2 separate regions of the Mus musculus genome follow, and region 2 is linked to region 1. A link is a contact called in ENCODE Hi-C or POLR2A ChIA-PET data. All regions are on one chromosome and are shown on one strand. The core of a region is the stretch at or near the end of the contact, and the rest is flanking DNA. Distances in the headings are between cores, read along the strand shown.

Region 1 (2,700 bases), core at 32-2,531:
GAACCTTAGCTGAGGAACATGAGATTGGTCTATGGTGGGCGTGTCCTCCCTACTGTGGGCAGTGCCATTGCTAGGCAAGTGGGGTCTGGGCCGTTTAAGAAAGCAAGTTGAGCAAGCCAGAAAGAGCATGCTCCTAAGCAGTATTCCTCTGTGGTTTCTGCTTCAATCTCCTGCCTGGAGTTCCTGGCTTGGCTTCCCTCCGTGATGTTCTGTAACCTACAAGACGAAATAAAATAAAATAAAATGACTAGGCACCTTGTGAAAGCAGATCTCAAGTCTATTGTTGTTTGTAAGGTCTTTGCTCGTAAGGAGCATAAGGAATTTAAGTTAATACCTGTCAACCTGGAAAGGTTTTAAAGCTTAAAGCAGCAGGTTTGAAACTTTTAGACATGTGAGTTGCAGGCTACTTAATTATGTCATTTCACAAGCACACAGTGCATGGGCTTTAGAGGAGTGGAATACAGCCGGTACTGCTGCAGGTCATAGGAGTGAATCTTTAGGAGACAGATCACATGCTGACCTCAAGCTGTCTTTAGAACCCACTAGATCAAGTGCACTTCTCTTGATTGTGACCTACATGGTTGTTTTCTAAGTGTAGTCATAGAAATATTGGCAACTGTCTATGGCCAATTCTTTTGTCTTTAGGTTAGGGAATACTAGTGCGTGTGTGTGTGTGTGTGTTGTGTGTGTGTGTACTCGCGCGCGCATCCTAGATAGGTCTGTTTTCACGCATGTGCTCGGAGGAAGGGAAGAGCTGATGAACATATTACTTCTACAGTTTTCAACATCTTCTTGGCTGGGTGTCATTTGGCATCCACATTCTCTTTGACCCCCGCATTCCCTCTTGCACAAGGCACTGTTTATTTGCATGCCCGACTCTTTAGTAGCATTCTCACCCAGCCCTATCATCTCTTGGCCCAGAAGGGATTCATGAGGTAGGAGAGAGATTACATACACTGGTTTCTAAAGGAATCCTTCTGGGCTGGTCTGAAGGATCCGGCCTCTTAAGGGCACCATCTCGCATGGACACCAGTGGGGACTGAAGCCGGTCTTGCAACCGCCATGCGTGCGCGTGGAGATGCAGAACTAGCACTTAAACCCAGACCGTTTCCCAGGGCTGGGGAGCTCGCTCCGGGCGAGGCGCGGGGCGGGACAGGAGCACACGAAGTGGCCGCTTGGCCAATAAGCGCAAGCCAGGAGGAGCCGGCGGTGGCCGCTCGGGTGCGCGCGGGGTTGGGCGTACACGGTGACGCGCAGGCTCGGCAGGACCAATGGGCGCAGGGTGGTGGCGGGCGGGCCCCAAGGCCTGGGGCTTTAGGAGGTGAGCGGGCCGCGGGCCCGCCTGACGCTGCTACACCGCGGGAGGCGCATGGCGGGCATGGCGCTGGCGCGAGCATGGAAGCAGATGTCCTGGTTCTACTACCAGTACCTGCTGGTCACTGCGCTCTACATGCTGGAGCCCTGGGAGCGAACCGTGTTCAGTATCCTGTGTGTCCTGGCCTGGCTGGGGCGTGGAGGGGTGCGCGCGCCGGGTTGGAAGGGGGTGGGGGGGTGTCTTGGGGTCAAGGGAGGTGGAACCGCGGAGATCCGGGTCTTGTACGCAATTCCCCTGCCCAAGGTGGAGGCATCCTGATTTCTGCAAGCAGTCGGGAGGGCGACGTCTCCCCTGGTGCTTCCTTGTCCCGCTTCGGCCGCGCCTGCTTTTGATCCTTCAGTATTCTTTGAGGCAGGGTTGCTGCAAATCGCTCCGGGCTTGGGCGTCTTTAACCCTTAGCTATTCCTGATTTGGAGCGATAGAACTCTAACCAGTTCACCAGGTTGTGAGTACGTGGTCTTGACACTCCCACACAGTTTTGGAAAGCAGTTTGTAAGTTACTGAAAGGCCTTTTGGGCTTCAAAATGGCAGTTTTAAAAGTGTGTTATATTTATGACTTCTTTGCATCATAGGTACAAGCTGTGCCCAGAAAAGACTTTGCTGGGGTTTCAAACTGTGCTTTGTTGTTTAGTTTATCACCGGTTAAGAATTGTTGAGTGATGACTTTGCTGAGCACTTTGTGTGTATGTTATCTTGCCTAATTTTAACAGCTCCAGCGAATAGCTCAAGGTTGTGAAGCCTGATGTTTGTTTTCGCCCAATGTCTATGCCGCTATCCTCTGATTTCCGTGTCGACGAAATACTAGCAATTCATTCTTTTAACGCTCCACTTCTCCTTTCCTTAATATAAAAAGAATATACCACATCACATGCTTATTTCATCCGCTCAGCTTCTTGTGGTTTAGCTTTGTTAGGAACAACTTCACAAACGCGTTCCTAGGACTGAGGTAGAGCTTCTTTGCAAGCTTTTTCAAGGGTGCTGGTGTGGAAATAGCATGAGGTTATTTGGAGCTGACTCTTGAAAAATTTTAGCGTCTTGCAAGACTATTACTGTGAGCAATTATTTCCTAACCTAAAGTTTAATAACCAGAATGTATATTTGGGGCTCCGGATTAAGAAAGCCTGATTTTCCGAATCGTTTATTTGTAGCTTCAGTTTGCTCTTTGGATTTTGTAGGTCAGATAACATCTATATTTAAATTTATGCCTAATTGGAACTTTTCAATAGTAGCAGGTAATCTTTTGATTAATTCATTAATTAATTCAAAACACGGTTTCTCTGTGTACCCCTGGATGTCCTGGAACTCATTCTGTAGACCAGGCTGGG
Region 2 (2,700 bases), core at 70-2,569, 39 kb before region 1:
GGGCTGGTGAGATGGCTCAGTGGGTAAGAGCACCCGACTGCTCTTCCGAAGGTCCGAAGTTCAAATCCCAGCAACCAGGCTCACAACCACCCGTAATGAGATCTGATGCCCTCTTCTGGAGTGTCTGAAGACAGCTACAGTGTACTTATATATAATAAATAAATAAATCTTTAAAAAAAAAAAAAAAAAAAAAACTAAAACACCAGGTAGAAAGCAAGTCTTTCGCAATGCTAAAGTAAATGTTTTCTATTTTTTCAACAAAAATGCCAGGGGAGAGCGCGAACGCAGTCCCCCACTACCACAAATTATGCAGTCGAGTTTCCCGCATTTGGGGAAATCGCAGGGGTCAGCACATCCGGAGTGCAATGGATGAGCCTCGCCCTGGGAAAACCACCTTCGTGATCATGGTATCTCCCCTGCCAGGTAAGTATGAGTTGCGAGTGCCGTGTGCAGGCTCTCCATCATTGTATACTTACTTTATAACTACGGTCTCTTCCTCAATGCGTCTTCTCTACATTATATTCTCTTTTCTAACCTTGATCCATAAATATACGCTTATATTATGTAAATATTATCAATAACGGAAAAAAATGTCTATTTAGGGAGAACCGGTAGCCTTTGCGTGAAATTCTCATCTACATATTCCACGCCTTTGTGGTGACGCCGCGGGAACTCGTCTGTAGGCCCCTCAACGCGACTCCGCCCACTAAGGCTGTGAGGCGGGGGCGGGGTTTGTTGGTAGTGGGCAATCGAATCTGGAATTCAAAACCTAAGCTTCTGCCCAGGCTCTGGGCAAAGAAAAAGTTTTTTTTAGCTCAATTCAGTTTCTGCTAGCGGAGGACAGGATTCTAAGAGATCCACCCTTGTTAAGTTTAACTAGTAAAAGAAAAATCGTTTTTCCGTGGTGTTTTTCTGAGTAGGTCTATTATACATTATTTACTTGCACACAGCCAATAAACCTAATAAAAACCATGAGAGAAGGGCTAAGATAACAACTTTGAAGAAATAAATCTGACTGGATAGTGATATACAACTGTAATCTCAGCTCTCCGCAGGTCACGGTAAGCAGAGCGAAGCCAGCCTGGGCTACATAACTGGTTACAGGTTAGACTGGGTTAGTGAGACCTTTTCAAAACCTAAATAAAGCTTAAGTTAAGAGGAGGAGGAGGAGGAGGTGGCGGCGGCGGCGGCGGCGAGAAGAAAAATGCACAAAGACAACTGCTATTTTCAGCGGAAAAGAAAACGTAGAGACGTGTTAACATTGACCCTCCGCACGCCCCGTCTCTTGCATCCTTGTCACTGGACGGCTTGCGCAGGCGCACAGGAAGGACTCGCAGTACGGGCGGAAGTGGAGTCTCCGGGAAGCTTTGGGGAAGGCGCTGGCGGAGTACACAGACGCCGGGGCGGTGTAGGCGTCCTCAGGTCGCCATGAACCGACTCCAGGATGACTATGACCCGTACGCGGTGGAAGAGCCGAGCGACGAGGAGCCGGCTCTGAGCAGGTGGGCCGCTGCCCCGCGTCTCCGCCCTGCCTTGGCTGAGGCCGTTGTGTTGTTCGCGCCGGCCGTCCCTGGGCGCAGTGTCGTCCGCTTCACTTGCGGGAGCCTCGGGGCGCTTGATGGCGCTGCTCAGTCTCTAGGGAACCAGGATGGACAGCAGTGCGGGAAGAGGGATGTTCCGGAATTACGTGGGCCCCCAGGCGTGAAGCCTTAGATGGAACCCTGTTTACCGTTTACTAGCACTGTGACCGAAGGCAAGTCAGTTCTCGGCCTCGCATCTGTAAATGGAAATACAAGTATGGGACAGTGTCCTAAGCTAGTGAGGGCCTGGCCCTTAGCACGAAGTACTTATCTTGAAGACTGTCAAGTAGAAACTAGGGAATAGAGAATGGAAAAAAAAAAAAAAAGGAATGGGCTTTTTTTTTTTTTTTAAGTTATGATCTCCACACGCATGCCATAGCACCCATATGCCCATATACACAACATTTTTCTTTCTTTCTTCCTTCCTTTCTTCCTTTCTTTCTTTCTTTTGTTTTTCGAGACAGGGTTTCTCTGTATAGCCTGGCTGTCCTGGAACTCACTCTGTAGAGCAGGCTGGCCTCGAACTCAGAAATCCGCCTGCCTCTGCCCCCCAAGTGCTGGGACCAAAGGCATGCGCCACCATGCCCGGCTATACACAACATTTTTAAAACTGTAATTTAAAAGTTAAATGAATTAAGTCAGACATGGTAGTGTATGCCTATAATCCCATCATTTAGGAGGCCAGAGGGTGAAGAGTTCAAAGCTGGTTCTGGGCTACGTAAGATTTTGTCTTAAAACAAGAAAAAAATGTCCAAGGCATTTCTTGCAGCTGGCTTTTGCTTTGTTGTTCTTTTTCCCGCAGTTTTTTTTTTTTTTTTTTTTTTTTTGTTTTGTTTTTTTTGAGACAGGGTTTCTCTATAGCCCTGGCTGTCCTGGAACTCACTTTGTAGACCAGGCTGGCCTCGAACTCAGAAATCCACCTGCCTCTGCCTCCCGAGTGCTGGGATTAAAGGCTTGCGCCACCACGCCCAGCTCACGCCTGGCTTTTTTCTCCGCGTCTTAATCTACAACTTGTCTCCTTCCATGTGGGTCCCAGAAATTGAACTCAGGTCATGAGGCTTGGTGACAAGCCCTTTGTCTGCTGCTGAGTTATCTTGCTGGCCCTGACTTAATTCATTTT

The links. A loop is a pair of places that touch in the nucleus more often than their neighbours do. ChIA-PET counts read pairs that join two places held with the same protein, here RNA polymerase II (POLR2A).
Region 2: a loop to region 1 is called in a map of left cerebral cortex, with 6 times the contacts of the local background. The contact joins the promoter of Eapp here to the promoter of Sptssa in region 1. A Hi-C loop is called at or near these places in 5 of 37 maps with a recorded cell type or tissue (T-helper 17 cell, gastrocnemius, heart and 1 more). POLR2A ChIA-PET finds 5 or more read pairs at or near these places in 5 of 5 experiments (Patski and embryonic stem cell).

Annotation. Positions count from the first base shown.
Region 1 is chr12:54,655,153-54,657,852 of GRCm38, reverse strand. It overlaps Sptssa (serine palmitoyltransferase, small subunit A), which reads left to right and starts at 1,281. Exons shown (of 2, transcript NM_134054.2): 1 at 1,281-1,481. The coding sequence starts at 1,370.
Region 2 is chr12:54,694,513-54,697,212 of GRCm38, reverse strand. Eapp (E2F-associated phosphoprotein) reads left to right here and starts at 1,319. Exons shown (of 6, transcript NM_025456.4): 1 at 1,319-1,502. The coding sequence starts at 1,429. Gm22513 (a small nuclear RNA gene) reads right to left here and starts at 431; the gene lies at 268-431.